Linked DNA regions of Homo sapiens: region 1 is linked to region 2. The links are chromatin contacts, found by Hi-C or POLR2A ChIA-PET in ENCODE. All regions are on one chromosome and are shown on one strand. Each heading gives the region's core, a stretch centred on a gene start or an enhancer-like site at or near the end of the contact. The rest is flanking DNA. Distances are from core to core; before and after follow the strand shown.

What was found. Hi-C counts contacts between places; a loop is a spot of excess contacts on that map. ChIA-PET counts read pairs that join two places held with the same protein, here RNA polymerase II (POLR2A). Pooled maps may share reads with other maps.
Region 1: a loop to region 2 is called in a map of CD4-positive, alpha-beta T cell, with 7 times the contacts of the local background. The contact joins the promoter of PITX3 here to the promoter of BTRC in region 2. A Hi-C loop is called at or near these places in 4 of 168 maps with a recorded cell type or tissue (B cell, CD4-positive, alpha-beta T cell, CD4-positive, alpha-beta memory T cell and 1 more) and 5 of 50 pooled maps. POLR2A ChIA-PET finds 5 or more read pairs at or near these places in 1 of 52 experiments (activated CD8-positive, alpha-beta T cell).

The regions. Positions count from the first base shown.
Region 1 is chr10:102,238,109-102,242,828 of GRCh38, forward strand. PITX3 (paired like homeodomain 3) reads right to left here and starts at 3,404. Exons shown (of 4, transcript NM_005029.4): 1 at 3,225-3,404. It also overlaps a transcript of GBF1 not described here. RefSeq lists a silencer at 3,266-3,555.
Region 2 is chr10:101,350,950-101,355,809 of GRCh38, forward strand. It overlaps BTRC (beta-transducin repeat containing E3 ubiquitin protein ligase), which reads left to right and starts at 3,216. Exons shown (of 15, transcript NM_033637.4): 1 at 3,216-3,279. The coding sequence starts at 3,232. RefSeq lists an enhancer at 1-991 and a silencer at 3,260-3,439.

The sequences.
Region 1 (4,720 bases), core at 2,154-4,653, 890 kb after region 2:
TATTCCTCTCTGTCTTCCCCCAACTCTTACCCCACTGATGATCTTTTCCTTTTCCTCCCCATCATTCTTTTCATGAGTCCCTGGCAGTGGCCATGGACACCCTAGACACCCCAAAGCTCAGGACCTAATGGATCCTTCAGGTTAGTCTAGGAGGCATCATTTAGTGTGAATGGAGAAGAAAAGATTCTACTGGCCCCATCCTTCAGTCACCACAAGTCAGCTCTAGCCTGCTGCGTTTGCCCTCCCGTCCTGAACCTGAGTCCTGGGCCAATGTTCCCATCCCTGAGCAGGAGGCAGGCAGAGATATTTGGCCTGGTAGACAGGCTGAGCATTTGGGGAGCTCCCCAGAGTTCTCAGACAGCGGCAGGGGTAGTGGCCAGCATCTGAAGTCCACGATAGGGTGGCCCGTCTGTCATTAAGATCCCTCCTATGGCTGCATCAGGGATGAGATTAGGCTGCTCTAAGTCTCAGCCCCACTTTTCCAAACAAAGATTCTGCAGCTTGGGCATAATAATAGCAGTGCTTCTTATTTATATGATGCTCCTCCATTTGCAGAGGGCCTTCACAGACATAATTTCATTTAACTCGCACAACTGCCCTGCATGGCTGGAGTGCCTATCCCCATTACACCTCTAAGAAGGCAGGATGCAAGGTTACACAGTTTGAAGAGATTTGAAGAGATTCAAACCATCTAGTTCTGCTCTTTCCATGCCTCACTCCCTCCACCCTGTAGCCATTTGTGACTCTGACATGTGCTGATCCTTCCAAACCCTGAAGGATTCCATTTCTACTTCCTGCCTCTATCATCTCTCTGGAAATGAGCTCTGGAAGTATGCTGCCCACTGTGTGCCAAAGAACATTTTTCTATTCATCCTGAGCTTGCATCACTCCAGTTCTAAAAGGCCCCCTCATCTCCAGTTTCAAGATTTGGGGAGCAAGCAATTCTTCTGCATATCTAGGTCTTTTATTATGCTGTAGATTTCCATCCTGTCTCACCTTCCAGAGGACTAAACTTTGAAATTTGCCCTCACCAGCAACCCCTGGCTCCCCATTCTGCCAATCATTCTCTGACCCTACTCTAGGCCCATGACATTCTTCCTAAGAGCCAGTGACCAGGCATGCGTTCAGTTACAAGGCTTTATGCAAGGGTGGGAAAAGGTTCTGTCTTTTGTTTCCAATCACCTTCATTATGATACCACCTCTTTGGCCTTTTTGGCAAAAGCCAACTTTGAGCTAAAGTCTTCAGGGAACCATCTGTAATGCTTTCCCTGTTCCTTTCCTGACACAGAGTCCTTCATTTCACCTATAATTTCAGTGATTTTATGGGAGCACAGCAATGGGAGCACAAGCCCCTGAAAAGTGTATCAGAATGTGATGGGGATAATTGTGGTGTGTCTTTATATTGATCAAAATAGGGCAAATGAAAAACAAAAGTTGAGAATCCTAGCCAGTAATAAGCAAACTTTAGAACTGAGGAATGGACATGGGAGTATGGGGAATACGTATTGTATGTCACTCACAGGTGAAGGGTAAGAAAGGTTGAAACCACTGTTTAGATTACTCATTGCTAAATACAATGCCTTGCACTTGTCCTTGTGAAAACTCAGTCCCCAGCTGGGCTATCTTGCTCACTTATATGGACTCGTTCTCCCTGTTCTGTCCTCTTCAGCATAATTGAGCTGTGGTTAGAATTGGGGTCAGGGTGGATGGTCACTGTATGGGCCCAGCAGAGTCAGGGCTGTATCCCAGCTGCAGGGAAAGTAAACCCGGCTGTTAGGTAGGGCCAAGATATCCTTCCCAACCAGACTGAGAGGGCCAGATAGCCCCCTGTTGGACTCCAGAGTCTGGATTCCATGAGCCTCCTTCCCACCTCCGCTCAGCCACCAGGGTGGTGTTGGGACTGGTAGGGCTGAGGAAGAAAAAGGGAAACAGGACCACAGGATTTGCTTTGCTAATGGGGCTGTAGTTTTCTCTTCTGGCCTGGGCTCCTGCCCACTGTAGGGAAGGAGCCATTGGTCGCCTGATACTCCAGCAAGGAGTCTGGGGGGTGTCTGGTTAATTGTATTGGAATTAGGGGGCAACTGAGGCTGCCAGGGGCTTGTACCCAGCTCCTTCCTGTTTTCCCATTGCCTTTTGTCACCTATTCCTTCCTTTCCTGGTCTTGATTCCCACTAGCAGGCTCCTCATTGGCCTTCTGTCCTCAAATTTGGATTCTGGAAGTACAGAGTGATGCTCTGATCTATTCTGAATTGAAGGGGGCATGTGTCCCAGCCCACCTCACCCCAAGGCCAGGTTGTAGCCTTTACTCTCGCTCCCTGCTCACAGCTTCGCAGCCCGAAGGAGCTGAAACAAGTTTGCAAAGTGTGAGCTGGGATTTGAGGTGACCCACCGCAGCCGACCCCATCGCACACGCAGCAGCTGGGCAGGCGCTGCTGGGTAGACGGACATGCCACCCAGCCAGGGACATTCTGTCCGCCACTGCCAGACACAACTCCCGCTCCGGAGAGACCCACTTCGCTACCCGGACATTCTGTCCGCTCCGAGCCCCATGCACCGCGGACATTCTGTCCGATTCTGAGGCGGCCTCAAGTCAGGACCCTTCTGGGCCCAGACACCCCAAGCCAGATCCACTATACCCGCCGCCTGGTCACTCTGATCCGCACAGCGGCCATCTGACTCAGTCGCGGCCGGGCTCTCACAACACAGCTCCTATTCCAACTGCGGAGCAGCTGGGAAGAGAAGCGTGTGCGACCAGGCGCACCCCGGCTCCCAGCCCCAGGAGTCTGAGCCTAGGCCGAGGGGCATCGGGCGCCGTCAACTGCCCCCACACTGGGGGCCGCCCCGCCAGCTCCCCCGCTGGCCAGGGCCTCTGTAACCCCTTTCGCTCCCTGGCCGCCTGCCCCGTGCCCTGGGATTCCAGGGCGCTTTCTGGTAATGGTTTCCAGACTCCCTACTCCCTGCCTCGCGAAGCCCCTATCCTGGTTTCAAGTCTCCGGCTTCGTTCCGGATCCTCTGAGTCTCCCCCTTCCCTATCCCCTGGTTCTTACCCTGAGTTTCCCTTTTCCCAAGTCCTGGCCCCAGGTCTGCAGTCCGCCCTCCCATTCTCGACCTGTTCCCAAGGCACCGGAGTTCAGCTGCCCCAGGTCTCGTTTTAGGGATTCCAAGGTCCAGCAATAGCTCCTCGGCCCCATGAGCCCCTGTCCTTAGAATGGTCAAACACTCACAGTGCGTCCTGCAACAGGCAGACTCCCAGTAGCGGCGGCTGCGGCGGCGATCTAGAGGGCAGGCAGGGGCCAGGGGCCGGGCACCCGGCCGGAGTGGGGGCCGCCCCCCTGCTCCCGGGCCGCCTCTCCGCTCGGGCGCTCCTGGACTCTCGGAGGGAGTGAGCCTCACCGCGTACTGCCACCCCCAGCCGGCGCCCATTCACTTTATGGCAGACCAGGGCGCCCCCAGCCCGCCGCGGCGAGCCGCGCGCGTCAGGCCCCGCCCCTTTCCAGCTGCCCTGCTGGGGCTCCGCCCTTTCCAGCTGTGGATCTCCAGGCCCCGCCTTTGAGGGAGGGGTCTGGCCGGCGAGACGCCAAGAACCCCGCCCTCTGGCCAATCAGAAGCGCTCTTCAGCAACTCGGCCGCGCCCCTCCCCACGTGGCAGAGACCGCGCTCCGGCTAGGACGCTTAGGCAGAGCCAAGTGGGCGAGAGTAGAGTGGTCCCGGTAGCCACGGGTAAAAGGGATCGGCTGGCAGCGAAGTGGGTTGGGCCGCTACCCCGAGGAAAGTGGATCGGCGCCAGGTGGGAAGGCGCACGGGGCCGCCGGGTCTCAGCGCTCAGACTTCTCTGCCACTCAAGTTTCGCCGATTTTCTCCACTTGTCGCTGTCCGTCTCTCCTCCCTTTTGTCTCTGTTCCAATCCTCCCACGTCTCGCCTTTCTTTCCTCTTCTTTCTCCTCAGCCGCTTCGCTCCTGCTGTTTACCATTCTCCTTCCTCTGCCACTTTAAAAGACTCATTTCTCTTTCTCTCTGCTCCTCTTTCCTCATATCTTTCCTCTTCTTCATTTCCCCCTTCTTCTCCAAGGAAGGTGACTTCGTGGAGACAGCAGGGTTTGGAATGATACAAACCAAAGTAGTATTCCAACGCTGCCACGAACTGCACCATCACTGAGTGAACTTGGACGAGTAACTATCATCTCCCTCCCCGCGCAAAACAATTAAGAGGAGGTTCCTGCTGGATCTCAGGGCTTGGGCTGGGCACTCCAAAGGCATTGCCTTTCAGTCTGTACCCTTGTCTTGCTTAGGCTGTGCTCTCCCTCCTTCAGCAGGGCTGGTTTCCCGCTGGTGGTACCAGGTTAAGTCCTGTGGGCAAGGTGTGGCCTTGGTGCCTGCTGGTTAGGAATTTGCAAGGGACAGGACAGATGACCAAGGAACATCCTGGCAGACTGTGACTTCGGCCCTCTCTGACTTAGGCCTCAATTTCCAGGAAACAGGCTCCTTCTCTTCTCCCAGTTAGGCTATGTTGCTTGGGTGCTCCGAAGAGCCTAAGCCCAGGCCAAACACTGTGGCTCATGCCTGTAATCCCAGCACTTTGGGAGGCCGAGGCGGGCGGATCACAAGGTCAGGAGATTGAGACCACCCTGGCTAACACGGTGAAACCCCATCTCTACTAAAAAATACAAAAAATTAGCCGGGCTTGGTGGCGGGTGCCTGTAGTCTCAGCTACTGGGGAGGC
Region 2 (4,860 bases), core at 1,966-4,465:
CAGGCTGGAGTGCAGTGGTGTGATCTCGGCTCACTGCAACCTCCACCTTCTGGGTTCAAGCGATTCTCCTGCATCAGCCTCCTGAGTAACTAGGACTACAGGTGAGCACCACCCCACCCAGCTAATTTTGTATTTTTCATAGAGATGGGGTTTCACCATGTTGGCTAGGCTGGTCTCGAACTCCTGACCTCAGGTAATCCACCTGCCTCAGCCTCCCAAAGTGCTGGGATTTCCAGTGTGAGTCACCATGCCCAGCTCCCTGGATGATTTCATTCTTTTCGGGGGAAGAAGCGGGAGTGGAGTTTCATTTACCACCTACATGCTGGAATCCCTATTTGTAGCCCAGGTCTTTCCCTCCAACTTCAGTTTCAAATCTCCAATGGCCTCCTCAACATCTGAATCCACTTAGAAATCTCACAGGCACCTTGAAGCAATATGTCCAAAAAGAGAACTGATTATCCTCCTACCACTTCTACTGTGCTTTCTGTCAAAAAAAAGAAAAAAATACATATATATGGCATCCCTCATTCATTACCTGAGCCAGATACATAGAAGTCATCTTTGACACATCCTTTTGACATCATCCATGACACATCTAATCAATCACCATACTCCACTGATTCTATCTTCTTAGTATCTCTGGAATCCATCTACTTCTTTCTGTTCTCACCACCACATTCAGGCTGCCATCATCTCTCCCAGGAATATTTCAGCAACCTCATAATCCTTTCCCCAAGCTTCCAGCTGTGCTCCATTTTAATCTCTCCTCCACCCTGGACTCTGAGTGATTTTCTGAAAATGCAAATCTGACCATTTTTTAAATTGTTCAGCTAGTTTCTCACAGCTCTCAGGATACAGTCTAAATGACTGAACTTGGCCTATAAGCTGGAGTGAAAGTCAAGGTATTTTATATCTGGTAAGGTACAGGCCCTGATGCCAGTTTAGAAAGCATGTCAGCTGATTTATCTGACCAGTTTATGCCGGCTAAATAATGGCTTGCCTATAGAGCCCCATACTCTTCTGCAGTCTCATCTAGGGCCACTCTTCCTCTAAAGTCCCACTGATCTTGTTTTGGTTCTCAGAATCAATCACCAAAAATGCAGTTACCTTTGCCTGGAATACTCTTTTCCAGTGGCTGCACCATCATCCCACCTTATCTTTTCATTTATTTATTTATTTATTTTTTTTGTAACTCCATCCTGTTACTGCCTTAGTCCTCTGAAAACCTCCAGCTAGTTTTCATACGAATGCGTTTGAAGTCTTCTCCATTTTGCACTTGTGTAGAATTTTTTTAAAAATTCAAGAACAAAACTTTTTATTAACTGAAAGCCTATTATGTATTAAGTATCATGCTGAGTTTTGTGGATATAGGGGCTAGGACAAAGTATCAACAGAGTAAAAGTGTAAGCTCCACGAGGAAATAACTGGGTCTGTCTTGTTCATTAATGAATCCCCATTCCTTTTTCTTTTTGTTTAATTAATTACTTTTATTTTTATTTCAATAGTTTTTGGGGTACAAGTGGTTTTTGGTTATATAGATGAATTATAGTGGTGAAGTCTGATATTTTAGCCACCCAAGTAGTGATGAATCCCTATTTCTTGAGATGATGTCTGCACACGGTTATATGCTTACCATTTGTTGGATGACTGAGTGAATAAGATAGTTTAAAATGGAGATTTTTTCCTATAAGTCAAAAAGTATTTTCCTAGTTCATTTATTTTATAAATTCAGATATTTTGTACAAGGCTGTCACAATCTAACTCACTTTTTTTTTTTTTTTTTTTTAGACAGAGTCTCGTTCTGTTGCCCAGCCTGGAGTGCAGTAGCGTGATCTCGGCTCACTGCAACTTCCGCCTCCCGGGTTCAAGCAATTCTCATGCCTCAGCCTGCCGAGTAGCTTGAATTACAGGCGCGTGCCACCAGGCCCGACTAATTTTTGTATTTTTAGTAGAGACGGGGGTTTCTCCATGTTGGCCAGGCTCGTCTCGAACTCCTGACCTCAGGTGATCCACCCGCCTTAGCCTCCCACAGTGCTGGGATTACAAGCGTCAGTCACCGCGCCTGGCCCTAAATCACTTTTGTTGTTGTTGTTGTTGTTATACTGTTCTTTTTCATTGCTAAGTAATATTCCACTGTGCTACATATGGAATATGCTACAATTTGTTCATACAACCACCTGCTGAGGGGCATTTGGGTGTGTGTCAGTTTTTTAGGCTGTATAACCAATTATCACAAACATAGCAGCTTAAAACAACCTAAATCACTTTTAACCAAACCCTAGAGTTTTCTCCTCCTAAGGTAGACCCAATTTCCAAAATAAACCCATATTGTACCTTTTCAGGCCAAAGAAAATATTTATATGCTTTATTTGCTGGAGGCCATTATATTCCACCGTTGAAGGACTTTTGTTAAGTACCTGTTTGACCCTTAGTGCAGGGCTTACATCCCACAGTTAGCAATAGCAAGTTATGTGCTTTTTGAGCTCTAAACACTGAGAATTTCTTGAACCGAGTTCTATTCGGCCCTGACTTGCTGTGGGGGAGAAAAGATTCCTCGGGAGAAGTGTGGGTGGCGATGGCTTAGGAGGACCTTGAAATTCCGCATTTGTCTGTGAGCTGCTGCCAGGTGCCCATTGGCCCAGCTACTCTGGGTCGCAAACCTGCAGATGCCAGATACATGAAATTTGGGGACGTTCAGCTTCCTAAAACCACAGTTAGGCAGGTCCTAGGACCCGTGATTCTTGCCACAGTTTTTCTTAGTATTTGGGCTACAAGTGAGGCATTGGCCGCCATCTTGATATCAAATGCCAGGCAAGCCGCTACTGGCGTCGCTCGGTAACCACGGAGACACCCGTGCCCCTCCCGTTTCTCATCCTTAGAGGCTGTAAACTACAATTCCCATCAGCCGATTTCCTCTGCGTAATGGCAACTTATCTAAATCTGGCTTGTGGGCAACCGCAACGCTGCCGCAGTGAACTGTGGGAGTTGCGGTTCACGGCGTAGCCTCAGTTTTTTTCCTGGGGGAAGTTCCAGAACTACAAATCCCGTGAGCCAGTGGGCTTTCGCCTGCGCACGGAGAAGCCGATTCTCCTTGGCCCCTCAGCCTGCGCCTGAGAGGTAAGAGAGGGCGGGGGGAAGGAAGAGGAGGCGGGATCCGGGCGCTGCGTTGGCTGCGGCCTGGCACCAAAGGGGCGGCCCCGGCGGAGAGCGGACCCAGTGGCCTCGGCGATTATGGACCCGGCCGAGGCGGTGCTGCAAGAGAAGGCACTCAAGTTTATGGTGAGGAGACGGTGGAGGCCGGGGAACGGTGGAGGCGCTGGCGTTGGCGGCGTCGCTGGCCTGGGCCGCCCGCCCACTGCGGGACCGGGCAGCGGGACCCTGGGCCGAGGCTGGCGGCGGAGCGGCTGGAGGGATGGGATGGGAGCTCCAGAAAGGAGGCTGGGGGTTGCGGAGCGGACCCAGGGGTGGGGGCAGCGGCTCCGCCATCTTGTGGATGAGAGGCCAAGTGACAGCGGGAGCTTAATCGAGGAGGGGGCTCCAGGCGGCGCGCGGGGCCCTGGAGGGAAAGGGGCGTGGGGACTGTTACTGAAAAGCGGAGGAAGCTCTCTGGAGAAACGCCGTGAGGCCGCTGGCGGGGCCTTCCTGGTGTCAGGGTTACCGGTAAGGCCCGGGAGAGGAGGTGCATTCACGACTGGGGAAGGGAGCGCGGGATAGAGTGAAGACAGATACGGTGGGTAGAGGGGAACGGGCAGGGCTGGATGCAGATGGATTTAAGGGTGGAGGAGGGAACGCTAGGGCTGGTGAGAGGCTTATAGTTTTGTAGAATGAGGAGGGAGGATAGCCTTTGCCTTGAGGGTGGAATCCCAGCTTGGCCAAACTACTGTTGACAAACTCTGGAAGGGAAGAGGCCTCACTAAAGAAGATAAGGACTGGGAATGAGGACCTAGGGCTATAATGACAGTCCCTGGGAGGGGAAAAGGGTGTTGACTGTAAGCTAGAATTACAAATGTCAGGGAGGGGTACATAACGCTACTTTGAAAGGAGAAGCTAAATACTGTAATAAGGACAAGGTGATGAAAAGTAAGAGCAGATTGTCAGGGAAACATGGGTACAGGAGATTGGGGCAAAATGAGTATCTAATAGGGTAAGCAAAACAAAATTTAAAGGTAAATTGTGGGACGGTAAAATGTGGAGGCCAGGTGCTTTGTATCATTTTCTGGGAAAGGAAAGGCCGTGGAGATGAGAGTTGCAAAGACCCATAAGAAGTGATGAGATCAGTTGAGAAATTTAGGAGATAAAAAGGGTGGAGGTTGGTAGAGGGAAGTAAGTCAGGGATAAGTCAGGATTTGTGGTTACCCGTCAGTTTTAGGTTGAAGCACAGTGTGAGCAAAGATTGGATTTTGTGGGTGTGCTTAAACCCCTTGGAACATATTTCTTTAACTTTGTATCACGCTTTTCTTTTTGCTGTGCTTATCTTTGGCAAACTCGTATAGTCTGATATTTGATGCTTTTAATCTGATGCTTTTTGTATTTCCTAGGTGTAAAACCAGACTTTGTGGTTACAACTAAAGAATGATGGAATGCATAGATTTTAAGCTTAACAGGTGGCCTTAGGGACATTGATATTATTTGCAGTCCAGTCTTGCTTTTTCAGAAGTTATTGTGACTTGTCACTCCAAATCTTACTCCTTTGCTTAAAAAAATAGCTATTTTGTATCTTTGCCTAAAATACCGTAACAAATCCAGATAAACATGGATACTAACAAAATTGAATTTTAGACTTTAAACTGCCCCATTTATAAGAATACTTTTTTGGAATCTAGTCAAATTCACTAAAACTTTATCTTGCATTAGTGTTTT